Regions from separate parts of the Homo sapiens genome. Here all the other regions are linked to region 1. A link is a loop called in an ENCODE intact Hi-C map of the cell type or tissue named here. Cell type or tissue: PC-3. All regions are shown on one strand.

Evidence for each region. Peaks named below come from ENCODE experiments on the same cell type or tissue, not always from the same donor. Only the 100,000 strongest peaks of a DNase experiment are listed, where the experiment ranks them.
Region 2: a loop joins it to region 1, with 2.9 times the contacts of the local background. A loop is called at or near these places in 2 of 110 quality-filtered maps.
Region 3: a loop joins it to region 1, with 2.4 times the contacts of the local background. A loop is called at or near these places in 4 of 110 quality-filtered maps.

Annotation. Positions count from the first base shown.
Region 1 is chr15:29,565,969-29,573,968 of GRCh38, reverse strand. It overlaps ENTREP2 (endosomal transmembrane epsin interactor 2), which reads left to right and starts at 2,990. Exons shown (of 11, transcript NM_015307.2): 1 at 2,990-3,464. The coding sequence starts at 3,246. In PC-3, CTCF peaks have their summits at 4,737 and 4,936 (motif pointing right); a DNase peak (open chromatin) is centred at 4,968; H3K4me3 peaks cover 483 bases; H3K27me3 peaks cover 4,875 bases.
Region 2 is chr15:29,361,144-29,369,143 of GRCh38, reverse strand. The region is part of intron 2 of ENTREP2 (endosomal transmembrane epsin interactor 2); the gene reads left to right. Among named protein-coding and RNA genes, the nearest start is that of NSMCE3, 95 kb to the right of the region's middle. In PC-3, a CTCF peak has its summit at 4,262; a DNase peak (open chromatin) is centred at 4,533; H3K27me3 peaks cover 1,705 bases.
Region 3 is chr15:29,447,821-29,455,820 of GRCh38, reverse strand. All of the region lies in intron 1 of ENTREP2 (endosomal transmembrane epsin interactor 2), which reads left to right. Among named protein-coding and RNA genes, the nearest start is that of ENTREP2, 120 kb to the left of the region's middle. RefSeq lists a silencer at 6,369-6,569. In PC-3, a CTCF peak has its summit at 4,437 (motif pointing left); a DNase peak (open chromatin) is centred at 2,740; H3K4me3 peaks cover 603 bases.

The DNA.
Region 1 (8,000 bases):
TAACTACTTTTATCTCCCTATTTATATCTCCAAATTGCAAGTGTTCATCAAGGTAACTTTGGCTGTTGCATTTAATACAACAGGATTAAAAAATTCTGTAAAACATAGTATGAAATAAAAATTTTTGGAGGCCATTGATTTGGACAGAGCTCCCACCAACAGACCAAATTAAAATGGAGTCAGTCATGCTAAAGTCCTAATCCACCAAGCTGAAACTCGGTTGTTTAGCTGACTTTATGAGAAATCAGGAGAAGGAGAGGAAGAGGGGTGGGGGAAAGACAGACACAGAGAGAAAGAGAGAGAGAGAGAGGGAGAGAGAGAGGGGGGGAGAGAGAGAGAAGAGAGAGAGAGAAAGAAGAGAGAGAATAGACAAATATCCAGAAAGGCCAGTTTGAGCAGACATGATAAGGAAGTTCCGTTTTAACCATTATGGGGAAAGTAACTTTGAAACAACTAATCTGCTTTTTGTTCCTCATTTCTACTTTCTTCAATCTTTTTCTGTCTATACATACTCACTGCCCACATGGCAGAGTGGAGTTCTCTGAACCTCTTATGATTCTGAGGGCTGCCTTATTCATGAATTGTTCATTGTTTAAGTAAACTCTGTTAAATTTATTTGTCTAAAGTTTTCATTTTATCAACAAAACTGCTTTTTCATTGATAGAAATGTGAAGTAAGTTTAATTTCTAGATCAGTCTCTCCCTTTGGATGCAAACGAAATTTTACAGCGAAAGTAGATCCCTCTCCTAACCCACCTTCACCAAAATCTCCTGCTGTATTGCTTGGAGCTCTCTTTCCGTACCTTTCTTAAATAAATAAATAAAACAAATCAATTCACATATATTTTGGAAGCATCTCTCATTCATAAATGGGAGATCACTGGAGGTCACCAACTGGCTCCCCCTTCTGTTTAATTCATCACTGACACCTCCGAAACATCTCCCAAACACACCCAATTCTCGACATCTCCACTAACCCCACTTTAATCCAAAACACTATCACCTCTTGCCAGCTGACAGTAACAGCCTCTGAACACTCTTTCACTTGGGCACCCCTCAACCCATTTTTGGTATTGTGGTCAGAAAACTCTTTTCAAATCTCCTTATCATCTGATTCCTTTTTTTTGGTGGGGGTGGGGTTGGGGGGGCACTGTGTAGTCTCCATAACACTGAACCCAGTGTGCCGCCAGTCTTCCCACTAGACCGAAAGTTCTCTGAGTACAGGGGGCTTGCAACTCATTCTTCGATCTTCAGTGCCTGGCACATAGTGGGTGTATACTATTTTTTGAATAGTATACAATGTCAATAAACTGTAATTCACTAATTTGTTAGGCTATTGTGTGTTTCTCTCTGAATCCCTTAAAGGCAGGGATTTTTGTCTGTTTTGTTCACTGATGTACCCTAAGAACGTAAAAAAAAAAAAAGCCTTATGATTAGAGAGCTCTTTATGAACTTTTGTTGGAGGAATGAATGAACGGATGAATGAATGAATGAATGAATGGGGGAGATGATCAAATGCGAACATAACTTCCTGCCAGTCCAGGGTCATGCCTTGTATTGTTTCAAGCTCTTAAAAAGTGCTGCACTGCGAACTTCTAGGCAGAAAATGTCTCCAGGAAATTGGAATTTGTACTGGAGTGCTTTAAACAATGCCGGCCAGAGGCTTAGTCCTGTTAAAGATAAGAACTGGGGGAGAAGGCAGCGTTTGGCCACGGGCCAGCATTTTGAGATCAGTCACTCTATCTGTGGAATTCCCTACCCCCTGTTCATCCCTTGGCCATCTCGTTAAATTGGAAAATAAATCCCATCCCTGCTAAAGTGTTGGCTGATAAAGGCTTGAGCTATAGCCCCTTCAAGGGGAATTTGCATTTTAATAGAGGATCGTCAAGCCCCAAAGGAATCAATATCTCTAACGGTGAAATTTCAAGCACCAGCAACCGAGATATTTTGGGACTACACTCTCTAGCGTTTCTCATCCAACAGTAAGGTCTGCTAGAAAGACACGGAAGAATGGTCTCAGGAAATGACCGGCCGTTTCCCTTTATTACTCTGAACTTTGCCTTTTCACGTCTGGTCCCTTCAGACTCCCTAACGCTGGTGATCTCTTAATCTGTCAATGCAGCCCTTTTCAACACAAGCAGAGTCTTAAAGTTGGCTCATCAACAGGGCCACAAAGGAATTATGGCAATCAAAACTTGCAGGATTTCCCGGTATTCCAAGGGAGCCAGTACTTAGATATTTTAAACTCTATGTTGGCAAGAGGGAGTGGAGATGGTTTAATCGGTTATTAATGATATTGCGCATTTAAATTCGTTTTGTGCAATTTTTTTTTAAAGCCCAAACTTTTAACTTGTATCAAAAGCATGCAAACCAAAGGTGGGTAAGGGACATCGTGTGTGTCCTGGCAATGTTCTCGGAATGTCCTCCAGAGCTGAGTTCTCTCAGCGGATGGCTTGGGAGATTCTCGAACTGCAGAAAAGCAGCATCTTGGATCTTGGATTTTTGCATTCAAGAGGCTCCTGTTCGCCACACCTGCGGCCCAGCGCTCGGAATTTCCCTCCTGTCTGCTCCCAGCCCGTCTCCCCGTCCTCAGCGCCCCGCGCGCCCATCCCGAGCCGTCCCCAGGCTCTGAAGGCTCGGCTGGCCCGCTGCCGCTATCGGGCCCCTCCGCGCAGCCGACCCAGGGCTCCGCCGCGGAGGCTGATGCCGTTGCCCTTGATGCGCTGCCGCCCCCGCTCTCCTTCCGCAGACCTGCAGCCGCCAGGGCGCGAGGCGTGAGCGCGGAGGCTGGGACGCCAGGACCGCACCTGCGCCTTCCCCGCCCCTCTCCCGGCTCCCGGGTCCCGGCTCCCGCTCCCGCCCCAGCTGGGGCCCAGCGCACGGCGGCGGGGCTCGCGCCCGGGGACGGCAGCGGCTCGCGCCCGGTACGGCAGCAGCGGCGGCGGCTCGCGCCCGCGCTCGGGCCGGGGAGCGCGCGGGGCGGGCGGGGGAGGGCGCAGCGCGGCGCGGCCGGCGGGCGGGCGGCGCGGCGGCGGCGGCATGGGCGCGGGCACCGGCGGGGGCTGCGGGCGCCCGGCTCCCCGCCCGGCCCGGCCCGCTCCCGGCGCGCGGCCGCCGCAGCCCTGGCAGCCGGCTGGGAGGCCGTCCCTGCACCCGGCGCAACTTGCCTCGGACCCTCTGTGAGGAGAGGCGGCGGCGCGCGCCGGGCCGGGCGGGAGCGGGCGAGGCGTGCGGGCGCCCGGCGCGATGCCTCCGGCCGGCGGCCCCCGAGCGCCGCGTCCCGCCGCGCTGCCCCGCAGCCTGTCCCGCCTGCGCGAGTGCCCGGGCCGCTCCCGCATCGTGCTGGCGCTCGGGGCCACGCAGATGGCGCTCGGATGCCTCATCGTGGCAGTCAGCTTCGCCGCGCTGGCGCTCACCACCTCGGCCCGCGTCCGCCACTCCTGCCCCTTCTGGGCAGGCTTCTCGGTGAGTGTCCGCGACCAGGCGGGGACGGGCTCCGGGGACTGCGCGGGCCGGGGGGGCTAGGCGCTGCGGCCGCCGGGACGCCACCGCGGGCGGCAAGTTCCGGCGGCCAACGCCGGGGCCGAGTAGCTGCAGCGCGGGGCGCAGTTCGAAACTCCGAGCAGAATAACTCCAGGGCCCGGCTCGCCGCTCTCGGAGCATCGCGTTCCCGCTCCTATTGCGCTGATTCCCGGAGTTACTTTTCTTGGAGGAAACAGCAGCCAGGCGCCCGCCGTCCTCCGAGCCCGCAGCGGCCGGAGGGAGCGCCGGGGACCGCGCGCGCCGGGGACACGACCTCGCCATCCGAGCGGCCGCGGCCGAGGCGAGGAGGTGGGAGCCGAACCCGGAGCGGAGCAGCATGTGGGCGCGCCTCTCACCCTCGCGGCGGCCCTGACCGGGGGCGGTGGGGGTGGGGGGTGGGGTGGGGGGGCGGGGGAGGGGCGCCTCCCGTCGGGTTTTGGGTCAGCCCGGATATCGGGGATCGGCCGGGCGGCCCCTGTGGTCGCTCGCTGACTTGGCTTCGGGGACTTCTGGTTTCCCGCGTCCGCCCAGAACGGCGTGGTTTGTGGGCGACGGGACTGGGCAGGCGACCCGCATCCGGCGTCCTGGGGCAGGGGGCAGGCAAGGGGGGGCGGCGTGCTTTCTGAGCTCCAGACCTTAAGGATGACCGATTTTCAGACTCTTAACCACCAAATCAGAGAAGCCAGTGGTGAACAAATCTCCATAGAAGAAAGACGTCTCGATTAAAGTGACTGTCCCCAAGAGTTAATTTTTGGCGTTTTGTAGCATTTTGATGAAAGTCGGTTTTTTTCCTATATTAACAAAGAATGGACGTTATGGGAATGGGAGAGATATATATGCAGAGCAGATATTTATGAAGAGAGGCACTTGTTCTGAGAACTCTTGACATCTGTAACTGCATTTGGTGGATCGTGCTGAAATACATCGCATAGGCTTGTAAACTCAGTATGTTTTACTTCCATCTACAGAAATCCAAACCAATCCTTTAAAACTAATGTTTGCTATTTGTTCTTGAGTTTTAAAATTTGAAAAATTCGTCCAGCTTTGCTTATTTGTTTATTTCATAATGGTCTTTGTTTTTTAAGTTCATTGCATGGCTTTTACCATAAGATCTGAGCAAAATTGCCTCTGGAACACCTCGATCGATACAGGTGTGGTTGTTCATCCTAATGGGAGTATTAATTTTCGAAGCGTATTTTAGATCAAGGGTGAGCCTTGGAGAGCTGAATAGGAACAACAGACTGTGTGGTCATAGCTGGGAGTATTCAAAGAAAAGAGAGGAGGTTGGAGGCAAGCACACGGGAGCCATGATTTAAATGCCCCTCTCTATATAGTTTTCACACATCTATTGCTCAGTTTTTACCATTATTTAATATGCATTGTTTTCATGTCTGTCTAGCGGGCACTGAGGTTTAAGTCTGCTGGAACCAGCCTACAGGTGGCAGACTGGTGAATTAGCTCCACTTCCTGGCTCCTCCCTGAGCCCGCCCTTCCTGGTTTAGCCTTGGGTTCCCAAGGGTGTGGAGAGAGAACTGCCTTTTAATAATAAACCTAAAGGGGAAAACATTAATTGGACACAGTAGAAAAGCTTATTTATGTGAAAAATGCACATCATCCCCTACATTTTAGTTTAAAGAGTTAAATAAATGTGTAAAACAGTTAATTCAGTTTGCTTTTGCAGTGTTATTCTCTTCAACAGCTCTAACCTATTCTTTTTTTTTTTTTTTTTTTTTTTTTGCCTTAAGAGGCAGGATCTCGCTCTTTTGCCCAGGCTGGAGTGCAGTGACACTATCATAGCTCACGGCAGCCTGGAACTGCTGGGCTGAAGCGATCCTCCTGCCTCTGCCTTGCAAGTAGCTAGGACTACAGGTGTGTACCACCATGCCTGGCTAATACTAAAAACATTTTTTTTTTAAGAGATGGGGTCTCGTTATGTTGCCCAGGCTGGATTCAAACTCAAACTCCTTATCTCAAGGGATGCTCCTGCCTCAGCCTCCCAAAGCACTGAGATTACAAGCTTGAGCCACTGTGCCCGACCTATAACCTGTTAGTTCTAGCTTCCTATGATTCTGAGCAATTCCACACAGTTCTCCTATGTATGGACATTACTCTAGGGTCTGGGGATCAACAATGAACACAGCACACTCTGCTTACATTTTGGAGATTATAAGATGACTTCTGTCCTGAGTCCTCCATCTCCCACCCTCCTGTCTGTTTTTTCATGGGCTTATTTTCTGTCTTCAAACTTACTTTGCTGCAAGCACCTTGAAAGTTCTTTCAGTACGGTACAGTGTATACCATTTTTCATCTGTTGTCTACAACACTTTGCAGAAATGATGATTGGTTCCTGCTGTGTTGAGACAGGTTTGCATGTTAACATGGTTGTGAGTGGGGAACACTGACCCATTGCCATATATATGCCTGCCCTCTGAGATTGGTGCAACTGCCTTGCCAAGGTTGTTCGTCATTTAAGAATGGCAGCTGGGATGGCTGGGCTGGCTTCATAAAGAAATCCATACTGTGGGGCTTAGGGCTGCCCTCTGGTTTCTCTAAATCTTCTAAAATGAGACCTATGTGCTCTTTAGCAACATATGGCTTTCTAGGCCCTCTCTGTGGTTTGCACATGGTGAAAACCCATTGTAGAAACAACTCTCCTGGATTTAAGAAACAAAATTATTAGCTAAGACAGACAGCCCATGCTTAGTGAGCACTTACTTATTGTGTGTGTAATAGCCTGTTACTCTGGTGGCCTCTGCCTGCTGGTGCTCAGGGTTTTGTGTGGTTCCCTCTCCCTGAGTTTGGACTGGGCCTCTGATTTGCCTTAGCCATTGGAACACAGCAGAACTGAGCCTGACTCTGTTCCAAGCCAAAGCCTCAAGAAATCTTGGTGCTTCTGCTGAGTAAACTAAGGGGAAGAGGGATGAGTGACTTACCCAAGGTCACTCAGCTATGAAGTAGCTTTGAACTTAGTTGCTCTGACTTTTTAGAGGCCAAACTCCTGCTAACGATTAGGCAGAAGGGGATGAAATAAAGCATGCTGGTAAAGGGGTCCACTTTAGCAAGGAGGCTCTCTCTTTCTTAGGAAAAGCATAAAACATGCCTGGAAAGGTGAAGATACAAGAGAAATTTAAGGAGCCATTCCACTGGACCAAGTTGAAGAAGTTTAAGGTTGAAAGGGGAGGACTCGGCAAGGTTGGAGACAGGGGTGGGTGTCAGGCCTGGCCGGAGGTCTGTGATGAATACAGAGCTGTGCAGTTTCCATTGTTTGAGGACCCCCTGCAGGTGGTTTTCCTGTGCCGGGCTGTGCCAGCCAGTGAGTCAGCAGGTGGATCAGTTCCCTTGTGGATAGATGTCCTGCCCATTTTGAGAGGTAATGAGCTGTGTTCATAGTTTAGAAGACTAAGAGAGCTGGATGGAGGTCTTGAATAGTTATCCTTTAATAGAGTAGTTTGTTATTTTTCTTGGAGATTTTATTAATGCCCAGAACTCAGGGACAAACAGCTACATTGTGAGTTATCCACATTACCAGTTACATATGTTGGTAAAGACGTAGCCATTGGAAGCTGACTCTGTGTGTGTGTGTGTGTGTGTGTGTGTGTGTATTTTTCCTTTAAAAAGCAACTCCACTGGATTTTTTTCATACTCTGAAATTAATATATAAAAAGTAAAAATAACTGAAGATAAAAAAGTGACTGGGCATGGTTGGCTCATGCCTGTAATCCCAACACTTTGGGAGACTGAGGCGGGCGGACCACTGGAAGTCAGGAGTTGGAGACCAGCCTGGCCCACATGGCGAAACCCTGTCTCTACTAAAAATACAAAAAATAGTCAGGTGTGATGGTGGGCACCTGTAATCCCAGGTACTTGGGAGGCTGAGGCAGGAGAATTGCTTGAGCCCAGGAGGCGGAGGTTGCAGTGAGCCAAGATCACTCCACTGCACTCCAGCCTGGGGGACAAGAGTGAAACTCCATCTCAAAAAAAATAGGTTGGGTGCGGTGGGTCACGCCTGTAATCCCATCACTTTGGGAGGCCGAGGCAGGTGGATCACGAGGTCAGGAGATCGAGACCATCCTGGCCAACATGGTGGAATCCTGTCTCTACTAAAAAAAACAATACAAAAAACTAGCTGGGCGTGGTGGCAGGTGCCTGTAGTTCCAGCTGCTCTGGAGGCTGAGGCAGGAGAATGGCGTGAACCCAGGAGGCGGAGCTTGCAGTGAGTGAGATCGCGCCACTGCACTCCAGCCTGGGCGATGGAGTAAGACTCTGTCTCAGAAAACAAACAAACAAACAAACAAAAAATATATATACACACACATACACACAAACAATGTATAGCTTTCGCCTACCCCAATTCTCTACCCATAGACCACCAACATTACCAGTGTTGTTTAATGCAATCCTTCCATGCTTCCCTTTACAATCATAAAATGTATTAGAATTTGTATATATATGTATGGAAAATGTTTCTTTTCTTTCTTT
Region 2 (8,000 bases), 200 kb after region 1:
TTCTCTCCTCTCCTGTTGATATACTCCATTGCATGCACTTTGGTACACTTTATGATGGCTCACACACTTCTTAGGATCTGTTCATTTTTCTTCATTGTTTATTCTGCTGCTCAGGCTGGATAACCTCAATTAACCTATCTTTAGGTTAACTGATGACTCTTTCTTTGGTCTACTCAAATCTGCTCTTTAACCCCTATAGAGAGTTTTTTATTTGAGTTATCGTACTTTTCAATCTATAATTTCTATTTGGTTATTTTTTTTTTCAGACAGAGTCTTGTTCTGTCTCTCAGGCTAGAGTGCAGTGGTATGATCATAGCTCACTGCAGCTTTGAACTTTTGGGCCCAGGGGATTCTCCCTCCTGCCTCAGCCTCCTGAGTAGCTGAGATTACAGGTGAGTGCTACCACACCTGGCTAATTTTTGTGTATTTTTTTTGTTAATGATAGTATCTTGCTATGTTGCCCAGGCTGGTCTCAAACTCCTGGCCTCAAGCAGTCCTCCTGCCTCAGTCTCCCAAATTGCTGGGATTACAGGTATGAGCAACCATGCCCAGCCCTATTTGGTTCTTATAATTTCTATCTCTTCATTAATATTTTCTGTTTGGTGAGATATCATTGTCATCTTTTTCTTTAGTTCTTTAGACAGTTTGCTTTAGTTCTTTTAATACGTTTAAATAACTGATTTAAAGTCTTTGTCTTCTAAGTCCACCATGCCTTTCTCAGGGGTCATATATGTGTGTGTGTGTATGTGTGTATATATATGTGTGTGTATGAGATGTATATGTGAGCTAGATATATATATATATATTTTTTTTTTTGAGATGGAGTCTTAATCTGCTGCCCAGGCTGGAGTGCAGTGCCATGATCTCAGCTCACTGCAGCCTTGCCTCCTGGCAGAGTTCAAACAGTTCTCGTGCCTCAGCCTCCTGAGTAGCTGGAATTACAGGCATGTGCCACCATGCCCAGCTAATTTTTGTATTTTTGGTAGAGACGGAGTTTCACCATGTCAGCCAGACAGGTCTCAAACTCCTGACCTCAAGAGTGATCTCCCCACTTCAGCCTCCCAAAGTGCTGGGATTATAGGCATGAGCCACTGTGCCAGGCCAGGGATCACTTACATTGATTGCTTTTTTTTTTTTTTTTGCCTGAATATGGGCCATGCTTTCTTGTATCTTCATATTTCTCTTTTTTTTTTTTTGTTGAAAACTGGGCATTTTCACTAATATAATGTGGTGCCTCTAGAAAGCAAATTCTTCTTGTCCACTATAGTTTATTGTTGATGACTTTTCTGAATGAATTCTGTAAAGCCTATTCTTTGTCATGTGTGGCTACTGAATTGTCTACCAAGTTAGTTTAGGAGTTACCTAGTTATTGGACAGAGATTTCTTTAAATGCCTGGAGCCAGTACATCTCCCAGTCTTTGACAAGGGGGTCTGTGTGACTCTTGGGGCACACCTTCCACATTCTGCAAGGCAGTTGTCATCTGAGAGCTTAGAGCCTTCTCAGGGCTTTCCTGGGCATATGCACAGCGCTATGCATGCATGTGGCACTCTGTATTCCCAGAGATATATTGGGGCGTTTCAAAAGTGCTATGGGCATCTTATTCCCCAGGATTTTTTTTAAGTGTTTAGATTAATATATTGTTTGCCCCAACTATTATCTACTGATTAGGCAGCTGCAAAGTGAAAACACTTGCCTACAAATGTATTTGACAGTCACCCCCAGGGAAAAGACTGTTCACACTGGGTGAGCTCAGGGTCAGGTCAAATATAACTAGGTTTGTAAGTATGGTCTTCTAGGGAATCACCAGAATGGTCACATCATGAGAATTATTTGGGAATGGGACTTTGGAAAAGATCCAGCTTTGTTCCCTTCCCTCAAGTGGCTTCCAGGCTGCACCAGGCATGTGAGCTTTTATTTTTCAAGGGTACTGTAGAGATGAGGAATGGAGGATGGGACTAGGGCAAGCCAAAATGCCCCAAATCCTACTGTTCTTACCGAGATTCAGCTCTTCATCTTGAAGAAATGCTTCCAAGGTTGCTGCAGGCCTTTGGTTAATTTCCAGAGTTATGAGCAACTTGATTCTAACCATTTCATTCAGTTATTTTTTCCTCTTATGGAGGAGTGAATTTTTAGGTCTTTGCCACTTTTTCTGATGTCATCTCTCTCCAAATATCTTTAAAGGTCTTTAGCTAGCAAGATATTTAAAAAATAAATACATTGTATCCATCACTTGGCAATCTCCTTGCTGTCCTAAAATAGGAATCACTTGTTGTTCAAGGGTCTTATTTGAGAGGGGTGGAATACAGTTCTTAATCATCTTGGAGTGTTTTTCTACAGTAGCTTTTGCTGAATAGTTTTCTACTTTCCAGCCAGAGTATTTCTGGGGTTAAAAAGATTCTCCTTGTTGATACATGTAATGTGGGTGAATCTCAGAAGCAAATGGCTAAATAGAAGAAGCCAGACACAAAAGACTGCATACTGTATGATTCCATTTTTCTGAAATTCTAGTGATGGAGGAGAGATGAGTGGTCACCTGGCGCTGGGGTGTGGGAAGAGAATGGCTACAGGGAAGCACAAGGGAAACTCTGGGGACATGGAATGTTCTGTAGTTTAATTGCGGTGGTGCTTCCATGGCCATATGAGTTTATCAGGCTGTACTTTGTCAGGAACCGTGCATTTTAAATGGTTGGGTTTTCTTTTATGTAAATTATACTTCAATAAAGCTGATAAAAAAATCCTAGTTTAAATAATACATTAAATTTAATGAAGGTCGGATGCAGTGGCTCACGCCTGTAATCCCAGCAGTTTGGGAGGCCGAGGCGGGTGGATCACCTGAGACCAGGAGTTTGAGACCAGCCTGGCCAATATGGTGAAACCCTGTCTCTACTAAAAATACAAAAAATTAGCCAGGCCTGGTGGCATGAACCTGTAGTCCCAGCTACTCAGGAGGCTGAGGCAGGAGAATCGCTTGAACCTGGGAGGCGGAGGTTGCAGTGAATCAAGATCATGCTACTGCACTCCAGACTAGGTGACAGAGCAAGACTTCATCTCGAAAATAATAATAATAGTAATGACATAGAACAGTATTTATTAGCCAAAACAAAATAGGTTTTATCCCAGTAGGTGATAACGGAAGTCATCTAACAGTCCATGTCAATGGCTGTTAGATTTGGGTCTACATCAGAGCACAGGACACGTGTTTCAGCGTGAATGCTGGGTTCTGCTGCACCTTGATTCGGGGGGTTGCTGGGTGGTGCTGGGGCCCTGGCTTCTGAGTCTTTAACAAACAGAACCAACAAAGGTGTCGTCTTCTGGTGTGAGGGTACGGAAGATACCAAGTAAAGCGTGTTTAGGTTGCAGAAATGTCAGAAGCACCTTTATTAGATTCAGTTTTGTTTTTTTTTTCTGCAGACTTTTAAAGGACAAAGACAAATCAGAGCAGCCTTCAGAAATACTAAAAGCGGCTCTGTATTTTTTTTTATAATTTTTGGAAACTATATTCCCAGAGCAGTGGGGTAAAAAAAGCGCAACCTTGTTCTTTACTAGGTGAATGGATATGTAACTGTGGTACATTAGACAATAGAATATTAGTCAGTGCTAAAAAGAAATGAGCTTGTAATCCCAGCACTTTGGGAGCCGAGGCAGGTGGATCACTTGAGGTCAGGAGTTTGAGACTAGCCTGGCCAATGTGGTGAAATCCCATCTCTACTAAAAATACAAAAATTAGCTGGGCATGGTGGCGGGCACCTGTAATCCCAGCTATTTGGGAGGCTGAGATGGAAGGATCTCTTGAAATCAGGAGGTGGAGGTTGCAGTGAGCCGATTTCACACAACTGCACTCCAGCCTGGGCAACAGAGCAAGACTCTGTCCCAAAAAGAAAAAAAAAAAAAAGAAATGAGCTATTTAGCCATGAAAAGACATGGAAGAAACTTTGCATAATACAGTGTGAAAGAAGTCAATCTGAAAAGGCTATAGACTGTATAGTTCCAACCATATGACATTCTGGAAAAGGCAAAACTGTGGAGGCAGTAATAAGATAAGTGGTTGTCACAGGTTGGGAAAGAGGGATGAAGAGGTGGAACACAGAGGATTTTCAGGGCAGTGAAACTATTCTGTATAATATAATGGTGGATACAGGTCATTATGCATTTCTCCAAACCCATAGAATGTACAACACCAAGAGTGGACCCTAATGTAAACCATGGACTCTGAGTGATAATGGTGTGGCAATGTAGGTTCACCAGTTGTTAACAAATGCACCACTCTGCTGGCGGCTGGTGGTAGTGGCGGAGGCTGTGCCTCTGGGGAGGGAGGGAGTGTATGGGACTCTCTGTACCTTTTGCTAACTTTTGCTGTGAACCTAAAACTGTTCTAAAAATAAAGTCAACTAAAAAAATTTTAAATTAAAAAAAATTTTTAAAGGCATCACCCCCAAACCAGGATACATTCAGTTTATTTGAAATGACTAACAATAGGGAAAGGCATGATCTATCTCTGTCTCCCACACCAGTTATGACTCACAGCTTGCACTGTTATCCAAAACGGGAGTAAGTGTTCTGCCTTTCAGCTGGGTGAAGGAAGGCACTTAGACTGAAGCGTTTTACCGCAAGAGAGCTGAATGGAAGGACGTCACAGCAGAGAAATCCGACCATTTCTGTGTACCTTCCACAATAACAAGCGTGGTGGGAAACTGCTATATGCTGGGCCCTGTTCAGATAGATGCCTGCTGCACTTACTTCTTATGACACCCCAGTGAGACAACTCTGTTATCATCCTAGCCAAAAGAGAAGCTGAGGCACAGGGCAGGTGTGTGGCAGGCAAGTGGTGGGCAGGTTTCCAGCCCAGGCCAACTGGCTCTTAATCAGTGCCTTACCTGAGACCTTAAAATATAACCAAAAAAACCTCTTTCCATGCCTTAGTAAGGCATAATCCATTCCCCTCTGCAGCTCATCTTAAGACTTACTGCAGTACAACGTAAGACGTAGTAAAATACGTTTAGGTGCAATTAATTCTTTCATGGATTCCTTTTAATTAGAAGCTACAAAATAGAGGAAAGTTTTTTTCCTTCCATATTTCTTCTCTCAAAAAAAAGAGGGTTCCCAGGGTTTTGCATTTATCCTGCGGATGTTTGGGTGGTTCTTAGGTTATGGAGAGCAATTCTGGCCCTAATAAACCCAGGTGTGTGGCACCAAAAGCCCTGGTAGCTCTCCTGTTATCCTGGACACTAGTCAGAATATTTCTAGTCCTGTGGAGTTTGATTCATTGATGCTGTCCCCGGAGTGGTGGTAATAGGTGTCCGATAATTAGCCCTATTAGAGAAACCAGCCCTTACTTTATGCATAAGTATAAATGCTCGATTCTTGTCATAGCCCCAATTTTATTGGAAACTTATAGACAACTGTTGAAGAAAAATAGCTTTGATTGTCTTTCCATTCTAGTTGGATTCTCTTATTTTTGTTTTTCTCCACTGCAGTATTTAATGTAACATGCAGATATCAAGGAATTGGAAGTGTGTGATGAATGAACTTCAGCCTGGATTAGTGGTTTTTTTATTTCTCTCTCTTCATTGCTATGCTGATCATTTTTCAATGTAAGAAAGCTTAAAATCTTACGCTGCATATATTAACTTCTTTTCAAAAGTGTCTTTGAATTTTTGCACTTACAGAAATGTTTCCTGCTGTGCCCATCAGAAATTCAGTCCCAGTCACACTACAAAGTCATCTGTTTGCCATATTCTGTGGAAAAAAATTTATGAATCATCTTAACCTTTAATATGAGTTATAGAAAGCCTGCAAGGCTTTCTTTCGAAGCCATGAATTGAGCTCAAATATCACTTTATATGCTATTAAAAATATAGGTGAGTTAAAGGTTAATATTTTTAATGTAAATGTATTTGGAGTCATTATTTATTCGGAAAATTCATTATAAATCCACTTTGGGGATTTCTTACAGTCAAGGTCGTGACCTTTTTTTTTAAGAGAATGTATTTTGCTTGGTCACATTAAAGATGAAGCTTTCATTTATTAAGTGCAGAAGAAAAGAAGGAAGTAGGGTGAAAACATATTTGTACAGATCCTTAAAACAATGCAGAATTTTGCTGTGCTCATAAAGCAGCTTAAGTATCCCAACCTCCCACCTCGTTTATGAAAATGGACTAATACGCTTCTTTTAAATTTACTAACAGTATTAAATATCAGCAGGGAAAGATAGTCTAACCAGAAAAACGAGACTGAAACAGACTAAAGTATAACATAAGGAAACCACTCAAGACCAAGTGAAATTAAAAATAGTTGTTGATAAAATACTAATTTTTATTGAAACATGACAATTATTTTTATTTGCTTAAGTCACTTCACTTGGAAGTATAAACTCTTTTAATCCATCAGGCACATTTTTTATTGAAAATATATAAAAACTTAACTTTTTGCAAGTGACAGCGAGCTAGAATAGAAAGATGAAAAACAAGGGGCCGGACGCGGTGGCTCATGCCTGTAATCCTAGCACTTTGGGAGGCCGAGGCGGGCGTATTGCCTGAGCTCAGGAGTTCAAGACTAGCCTGGGTAACATGGTAAAACCCTTTCTCTACTAAAATACAAAAAATTAGCTGGGTGTGGCGGCGTGTGCCTCTAGTCCCAGCTACTCTGGAGGCTGAGGCAGGAGAATCTCTTGAACCCGGGAGGCGGAAGTTGCAGTGAGCCGAGATCGCGCCACTGCATTCTAGCCTGGGTGACAGAGCAAGACTCTGTCTCAAAAAAAAAAAAAAAAAAAAAAAAAGATTAAAAACAAGGTAGACAAAGATACCCAATAAGGTAATTATGTGCTCAAAAATCATAATTAAATGCATCATCTTGAATTCACCTGGAAACAATTGTAATCAACTTTTCCCTGATTGCTGCTTCTGACTGGCTGAGAAGCTTCTGAGAAAGAGTGAGTTATTCTCATAGCCCTGTCTGGGTAATGTTACTCTCTTCCTGTGAAGGTAGAGACTGAGTGGGTGGTAAGGTCTGTGGAACAGCACTGAGTGGGGGCCGTCTCTGGGAGCTCAGAAGCCCTGGGATGTGCCTCTGGATGGAGTCCCAGAGTCTGTGTGTTTCTTTATGGCTGGAGTGATTTTCCTGTGATCCGTGTCTGTTGGTTAATGTGCTGTGAAGTGAGTTGCATGTAGCTGGACCCCAAGACCATGATACATTTCTTGATTACAATAAACCACTTAGTATCCCCAGGTGTGGGCATCAGCAAAGCTTAAGGATGTTTCCAGAAGAGGGGAAGAATTTGTCCAGCTGCTGCTAATGGAGGCTTTGTTACATGTTTCCTGGGGTGCTTCCCCATTGGACCTGTAAGTGTCTAACCCTGGGCTGATTCTGTAACCTGCCTGGTCAGCAGTTCCTTGTTCTATCTGTCCTGGATACATAAAGGACACCATCAGCACACCGTGAGCACAGAGTGGTCGTCAGAATTGCCATGAGATGAGGCTCAGAGCCTGTTGTGCCGCAGTAATGAAATGCATTGCACAGGGCCCTGAGCCGTGCAATGACTTGGAAACTAAGAAGGTTAAGATATGGTATTTAGGTTTAGGTTCTAGGTGAGGTTATGATATGAGTTGGGGAAATAAAAATATCAATAAAATGTTAAAGATACATAAAGTTGTATAAGATAATGGGAGGAAATTGCTGCAAGTTAGAAATCGAGAAATGAATTTTGTATATAATTTTTATTTAGAAAGATAAGAGGAAACTGGTGCCTACCTGGTGCTTTTTATACATTGGCCCAAGACAAGTATTCACAGCTGCATTTGAAGAGCATGTCCTTTTCAAAGGGATTATGTACTTGGGTAGCATAATACAAGGGTAATTGCTAAAGCTTGGATGGAGGAGTCTAGGTGTGTCTGATTTCAGAGGGCATGCTCTTTTCATTGTGTCATGCTGCTTCCACTAAGGTTGAAGTAGGAGAAGACTGATTCAGACTGAATCTTACAGTGAGAATGGGATTCAGCCCAAA
Region 3 (8,000 bases), 120 kb after region 1:
CTGCTGCTGATCTGACAGGAGGCAAAGCTCAGGTGGTAACACAAGCAGTGGGGAGCAGCTGTAAATACAGATGAAGCTTCGCTCACTTGCCCACTGCTCACCTCCTGCAGTGCGGCCTGATTCCTAACAGGCCATGGACTGATACTGGTCGGTGGCCTGGGGGTTGGGAGCCCCTGCTCTGGATTCTAATATGTGAAAACAAGGTGTTGCAGTTTTATGGAGAAGGGAGAACTGGCTGTGTGGCAAAACATTGTTAGGTCCTCACCTAATATCATACACAAAAATAAGTTTCCTATGGATTAAAAAGTAAAAGCATAAATATACTGTTAAGAAATATGTATGATCATGTAACTGATCCCAAGACAATAATAGTAGTAATAATGGCAGCTGTATTAGGTATCAAATGCTGTGTAACAAACTATTCCAGAACATAGTGGCTTCTACCAGCAACTACTTACTCAGTGGGTGATTTGGGTTGGAAATTCAGGCTGGGCTTGGCTGGGTGGCTCTCTTTGCTGAGCTCATTCATGGTCGTGCATTGATGGCCTCACATGGTTAGTATGGCTTGCCTGTAAGCTGGGGCGGGCAGGGGTGATGGGCTGCATTGTCAGGATGGCTGCCTGTAAACTGGGGTGAGCAGGGGTGATGGGCTTTGTAGTCTCATCCCCCAGCAGGCTGGGCTTCTTCACATGGAGACAGCAGAGTTTCAGGAGTTGTAAGAGGCAGGCTCCTGTGTGTAGGTGACTTCACGTTTGCCACAGCTCCATTGGTCAGAGCAAATCACACAGTCAAGCTGAGCTACCCCAGGTGGAGACGGATTTCCTCTTTCCATGGGAGGACTGTCAACGTGTTAGGCCTTTTTTGTGTGATCTGCCACAGCCACTGTTCTAAGTGCTTTACGTGTATAATGCATTAGTAATCTCCTGCTGCATAGCAAATCACCCTTAAATGTAGCAGTTTACAGCAACGAATGTGTATTACTTCCCAGTTTTGTGGGCCAGGAATCTTGGCACAGCTTTGCAGGTTGCCTCTGGCTGAGGATCTCACTAAGTGTTGGCTGGAGCTGCGTCATCTCCAGGGACCACTGGGGAGTATCTACCTCCAAGCTCACTCCGTGGCTGTTCGCAGGCCCTGGCCCCTGCTGGCTGGACCTGCAGGGATCACATGTGAATGCCATTATAGGAGGTGGGGGGCATTGGGGCCATCTCTGAGGCTGTGTGCCACATACTAACTATATGGATTAAATGCATTCTCATTATCCTGCACGTTCAATCAAGGAAATTGAGGCAAAGAGAGGGTCACTGAGATAGTGAGTGGGGGAGCTGAGTCTGGATCCCAGGCTGAAGGGCCATGACACTCTACTTGCAATGGAAGTCATAATAAGGGGAAAGATTGATACAATTGACCACACATCCATTAGCATCCTGTGTGTGTCAAACAGCATCAACAGAATTGGTAAATCAGGACATACGCTGTCCACCTGCCAATCCATCCCTATTATACTAAAAGCAGTCATAAATCAATAAGAAAACATTAACATCAAATGGAAAAAATCTGCAGTGGACTCTAGTTGGCAAGTCACTGAAGAAAAATAAAAGGCAAATAGAAAAGTACCAAACCTCACAAGTAATCAGAGAAATGCAAATTTAAAAAATTCTTTTTTGTTTTTGGGTCCACCAAACTGGTGCAGTCTCATAATTATTCTCAGTATGGGTGAGTGCTGGAGGATGAATACTCTCATACTCCAGTGGAGGAAATGTCAAGTGATGGAACCTTCTGGAAAAGAAGTGTTTGTGACCTTTGACTCAATCATCCTCTTTCTAAGGGTTTATATTAAAATCGGAGATGTCAGTATCATTTGTATGTAAAGAGACTCACTGAAGCTTTACTTATCATAGTTGAAAATTGGATGCAGCTTGAATATCTTAATAATAGCAGGGTGGTTATACTATGTCATTCCCAGATTCTGTGGCCATTAAAACCGTGCTTTCAAAGAATATTCAGTGGCCTGGAGAAGGTCTCATGTTATTTTAAATGAACACAGCAAGATTCCTGCTATACAGTAGGATTCCAATTTTGTACAATGTGCATGTACAAAAAAAAAGTCTGATTGGAAACACATCAAAATATTAGCAGCAGTGGTTATTTCCTGGTGGTGATATACGTTATTTCTTTTCTTCTTTTCTGTGTGTTCTCCACTTCCTTCCTTGAGGATGTATTATTGAGATAATTGGACAAGAAATCAACAGGAAGTGTGCAGCCCAGCCCAGGGCACTCTGGCCGGTGGGGGTGTCTATGCTCTGTATTTGCTGGGGCAAAGCTAGCAGGTCCTCCCCAGGCCTTCTGTGCAGACCTCTGCGAAGAATCCTGCTCAGCAGTAGATATTTATTGTATTTTAATATCAGGGCCAAAAGCTACAGTTCACTTTTCAGTTAAGTAAATGTGTGCTTTTCATCCCTGGGTTAGTACACTGCTTGTGAGGCACAGTCCTCCTCCCCTCCGCCACTTCCAGGACAGGGCTGTGAAATTGTCCTGCCGTGCCTTGCAGCACCGTGATCACTGCACCACAGTAACAGTCCTACCGGCCTCTGAGGCTTAAGTGCAGATTCTTAAGAAGTTATTACATTCTCTCCCCCTGCACCGGGGTGTTCAGTGAAGGCCGGTGACTGTGGTGTGGCATTGGCAGGCCACTAAACAGCCGGGAAATTTCTGATCTCCTTTTTTATTGTGATAGAAGACTATTTGTGGTCAGTTGCCTCGAGGTGATTTTAGAAAGGGCAGGAAGCAGGGAGGCATTTCCTTTCATGTTTGCTCGTTACTTGGCTCTGCCTCCTCCGGTTTAATTTCCTCTCGGCCTCTCTCAGCTTTTCCACTCATTTCTGCCTGCTTGTCCTGCATCCCCTGCCGCTCAGCCGGCCTGACCAGGTCTCCTGAGGCCTTCTTTCTCTTCCTCCTGCCCCTCCACTGGGATATGGCTGCTCTTTACTCCCCCCAACCCCCCACCCTCTGCTTTTGGGTTTTGCTTTAAGTGTTATGTTGAGACACCAGTTAAATATATTCCTTCAGATATGAGAAATGCATTCTGTATTTTAAAGATGAGAGAGCTCCCAGTAGCAGAAAAGACGTGGATTTGGGCAGCATGCTTGCAGAAGCATCTCTGGAGCCTGGAGCGCAGACTCACACCTACCCTGTGACGCTAAAGGATTCCCGTCTGTTCTTCTTAAGAATCTGCACTTAGGACTCAGAGGCAGGTAGGACTGTGACTGTGGTGTGGTATAATTGTCTCTGATAGGCCAGATACTACCAAGAAAACAGAAGCAGATGAAACAGCCAAGCAGCCCGTGTTCTGCTTATTCGCCACATCACATTAGTTGAGCCCCATTCCATACCATGTGGCATGAGGCCTCCTTCCTGGTGTTTCAGAGGCTTCTGGGAGCTGACGAGGGTGAAGGGCTATGGCTTCCCTTCTCTGGTTACTGCTTGCCCCAAATCCCTGCTCTCTCAGGATTCCCAATATCCACTTCCCCTCTTGCCTGCTCTGGGATGGGGAATGGGAGATGGGGGTGGGTGAGGGGCTGTCAGCACCAGGTGCCAGTGCTGCTGAGAAAGCAGATGGTTGTGGGTAACACTAGAGGCCACTCATCATTTGTGCCTTAGTGTCAATAAAGTGTGTGTTAAACATTTCTGGGTTTGGCTTAGGGAATTAATTGAGAGTTGTCTATATAGAAAAGTGTGTAAAATGTGGCTTAGAAAACATGCATTTTAAATGAGTAAAAGTTAACAATATAAAAAGGCATTTGATGGTCTAGAACATTTTTTTCAGGAAAAAGGTTTTAAAACCCTTTAGTGAATACACATTTACTTAACTGAAAAGCGAACTGTAGCTTTTGGCCCTGATATTAAAATACAATAAATATCTACTGCTGAGCAGGATTCTTCGCAGAGGTCTGCACAGAAGGCCTGGGGAGGACCCTCTGGCTTTGCCCCGAGCGTTGCCTCCAAGCTAGGCTTGCCAGTGAGCAGGACTTGCAGGGGGGTGGGGCCCCTAAGGTCACTGGGATGAGCAGGACAGTGGCTGTGATAGGAGTGGTGGCCCCTCGAGGGAGCCCTGCAAGGTTCCGGTGGGGAGGGGGCTTCGCTGCCTGCAGTCTTAATTCCTCACTGATAGTGAAGACCCTCCCGTGGTGGGCAGAGGGGAGCTGCTGGGCTGTTCTTGAACCATCCTTTCATGCATTTCAGTCACGCCCCGAGTCATCCACAGCTGCCCTGACCTCTGCCTGCTCTCTGTGTCCCTGTATGGACTTGCCTGACTTGTGACTGGCCCCTCTCAGCCCCTCGCGCCCCCGACATGAGCTCTCTGTGACAGTGGTCTGGGAGTGCCTTTTCTCTGTGGGGTCGGTGTGCTGTGTCTGCAGATGCTCAGCTGAGCCACCTGCTGGCCTGGTCCTGCAGACTCCTGTGGGAGAGGCGAGAAGGGGTGGGGAAGGATGTGGAGAAGTCCAGGGTACCTAACAGGCGAGAGGCGAGGGCCGAGGGCCGAGGGCCGGCCAGAGAGCTGCCACCCCCCATCATCAGCGAAGGACCAGGGAGACCGGGGCACTCTTTCTAGACCCCATAGGGATTGGGGTGGGGCCACCAGAGGCTCAGTGGGAACAACTGCAGGGAGTGGACAGTTACTCTTACTTATTTGGAGCTGTTAACACTTCTTTTTTTTTAACCTTTATTTTAGGTTCAGTGCAGGTTTGTTATACAGGTAAATTCGTGACTTGGGGGTTTGGTGTACAGATTATTTCCTCACCTGAGTACTAAGCATAGTACCCAACAGTTTTTTTTTTTCCTGAATCTCTCTCTCCTCCCACCCTCTTCTCTCAAGTAGGCCCCAGAGTCTGTTGTTCCCCTCTTTCTGTCCATGTGTACTCATTGTTTAGCTCCCGCTTTTAAGTGAGAACATGCAGTATTTGGTTTTCTGTTCCTGCATTAATTTGCTAAGGATAATGGCCATCTATGTTCCTTTGCAGGAACATCATTCTTTTTAATGGCCGCATCATATTCCATGATGTATATGTACCACATTTTCTTTACCCAGTCTACCATTGATGGGCATTTAGGTTGATTCAGTGTCTTTGCTATTGTGAATAGTGTTGCAGAGAGCATATGCATGCATGTGTCTTTATGATAGAATGATTTATATTCCTTTGGGTTTATCCTCAGTACTAGGATTGCTGGGCTGAATGGTAATTCTGTTTTTAGCTCTTTGAGGAATTGCCACACTGCTTTCCACAATGATTGAACTAATTTACACCCCCACCTGCAAAGCAAGCAGTGGGGAAAGGGCTCCCTATTCAATAAATGGTGCCGGGATAGCTGGCTAACCATAGGCAGAAGACTGAAACTGGGCCCGTTCCCTTCACCATATACAAAAATCAACTGAAGATGGATTAAGGACTAAAATGTAAAAACCCAAAACTATAAAAACCCTGGAAGATAACCCAGGAAATACCATTTTGGACATGGAAACTGGCAAAGATTTCATGACAACACCACCAAAAGCAAAAATTGACAAATGGTACATAATTAAGGAGCTTCTGCACAGAAAAGAAACTATCAATAGAGAAAACAGGCAGCCTACAGGATGGGAGAAAATATTTGCAAACTATGCATCTGACAAAGGTCCAATATTCAGAATCTACAAGGAACTTAAACAAATGTACAAGCAAAAAACTAAGAAACTCATTAAAAAGTGGGCAAAGGACATGAACAGACACTTTTCCAAAGACATACGTGCAGTCAACAAGCCTATGAAAAAATGCTCAATATCACTTATCATTAGAGAAATGCAAATCAAAAGCACAATGAAATACCATATCACACCAGTCAGAATGGCTTCTATTAAAAAGTCAAAAAACAACAGGTACCGGTGAGTTTGTAGAGGAAAGGGACTGCTTAAACACTTCTTAATACAAGTAAATATTAGGATTTCCCAATTTCACCATAATGTGAATGTGTATTTAAAAGATAGAGAATTATAGTACTCTACAAAATGTTTGTCTAATTAAAACCATGAAGTGGACCTTTGAGGATGAGAAAAATAAAGTCTTGAGTCTTAAGCTGCCACATTGTTCTGTTAACAAGTTTGGTGTAATTTTGTTGTAACAAACTTCTATTTTCTTCTTTAATATTAAAGTTTTTGTCTTGTTCATCTTACTCTGCTTATTCTTCTGTGCTTCAGAGTGGTTCTTTAGTGTGACTAACATGTTGGTTATTTATTCTGCTGAGGTTTTTGTCCTATAAAGGACATAAAGGGTGATCATTCACATTCATCACATTCCGAAAGCAGAGAAGGGTAGGTATTTGTGCCTGCACTTCACCTGCCAAGCTCCTTCTTCTTCCTGTCCCTGTCTTTCTATCCAGTCAGTGATCAAGCCTTCATCTTCCACCTCCCTGGGCCTCCCCAAGCTGACCCCTGTCAGCACCATGGCCAGCACCTCAGCTCAAACACATCGTTTCATGGAGGTTGTCCTGTCCCTGGTTGCTTCTTTCTCTGAGCTTCTCCTAGTTTGGATGTCACACCTGCCTTCAGATGTCTCTTTATGCTGCCTTGCCTCCTTTGAGCTTGGCAGCTTCACAGAGACCCCTCTGTTCTCATTAGGTCAGTTTCCCTGATTAAGGGAAAAGCTGAGTCTGGCAATTAAGCTTTAAATGTCCACTACTCTTTCTTTCTCATTCAGACCATTCTTCAGTGATCGCAACATTCTCTCTTAACTCTTTTGAGCCATTTCATGTAGATGCAGTAACAGTGTTTGTTTCTAAGGAAGGAGGTGCTCCATCCCAGGCTGGAGACCTTCAGGCCAGGGGTTGGGAAGAGACCCCTGGTTGGAGCTGCAGGTGAAATGTGTTCTTGGAATCAGGCTCCTAGACCCAGGGGCTCCAAGACCCAGATTTCATTTGTATCTTTTATACTTTCAGATTGATTTTTCAAAACTAATTTAAAATAATACAAGATATTTAGAAAACAGGATGGAAAAAGCTGGATTAAATTTGATTCACCTGGTTGAGCAATCTAATTTCCATCTCTACCGATGTGATGTGATATTTATCATATGGAAGAGTTTTCAAAAGCTCTTGCATGTGAACTGTATTATTATTGATTTGAAAAATTTAGCCTCTGCATTATTGGTTCGTCTCGATTTGTTCTTGAAACAAACCTTGTGGTCAGTTGATGGTTTCTCTGCCTCACAGTAAGTATGACACTTAGTTTCATAGGTTAGTGTCAACATTCAGTACTAGGACACTGTAGAAAACAGTCGCTTAAGTGCATTTAGGGTACAGTACAGTGAGGGCTTTATGACCTGGGCATGGTTTTAAGCAACAGGCAGTCAGAGCTGTCCTGGGTACTCATCCTGACGTTCTGGAAGTAGGTGAATTCCAGTTATGAAGATACTTGTATCAGGACTGAATGTTTGGGAGATATCTGCCAGGGAGATTCTTGAAGGTCAGTGGTGTGTCTTCGTTTTAAATCCACAGAATCCCATCATAGGTGAAGCACTGGAGCCCATTGAGGCTCCCTCCCCGAGGTGCTGTTGTAGGAGGGCTTGTGTCAACGGAGAATGGTGACCCACCTATAGGCCACTGTTTTTCAAGATGCTCACCTGGTAGCATTAATTAGAAAGGAGAAAGATCTTGTTGGGCTTATTAAGTTCAAAAAAATTTAAATAATTGGAAATTGCTTAAGCCCTTTTTTTTTTGAGACAGAGAGTCTCGCTCCATCACCCAGGCTAGAGTGCAGTGCTAGAGTGCACTCAATCCCGCTCACTGCAGCCTCCACGTCCCGGGTTCAAGTGATTCTCCTGCCTTAGCCTCCCAAGTAGGTGGGATTACAGGCACTTGCCACCACGCCCAGCTAATTTTTTTTGTATTTTTAGCAGAGACGGAGTTTCACCATGTTGGCCAGGCTGGTCTTGAACTCCTGACCTCAGGTAATCCACCTGCCTTGGCCTCCC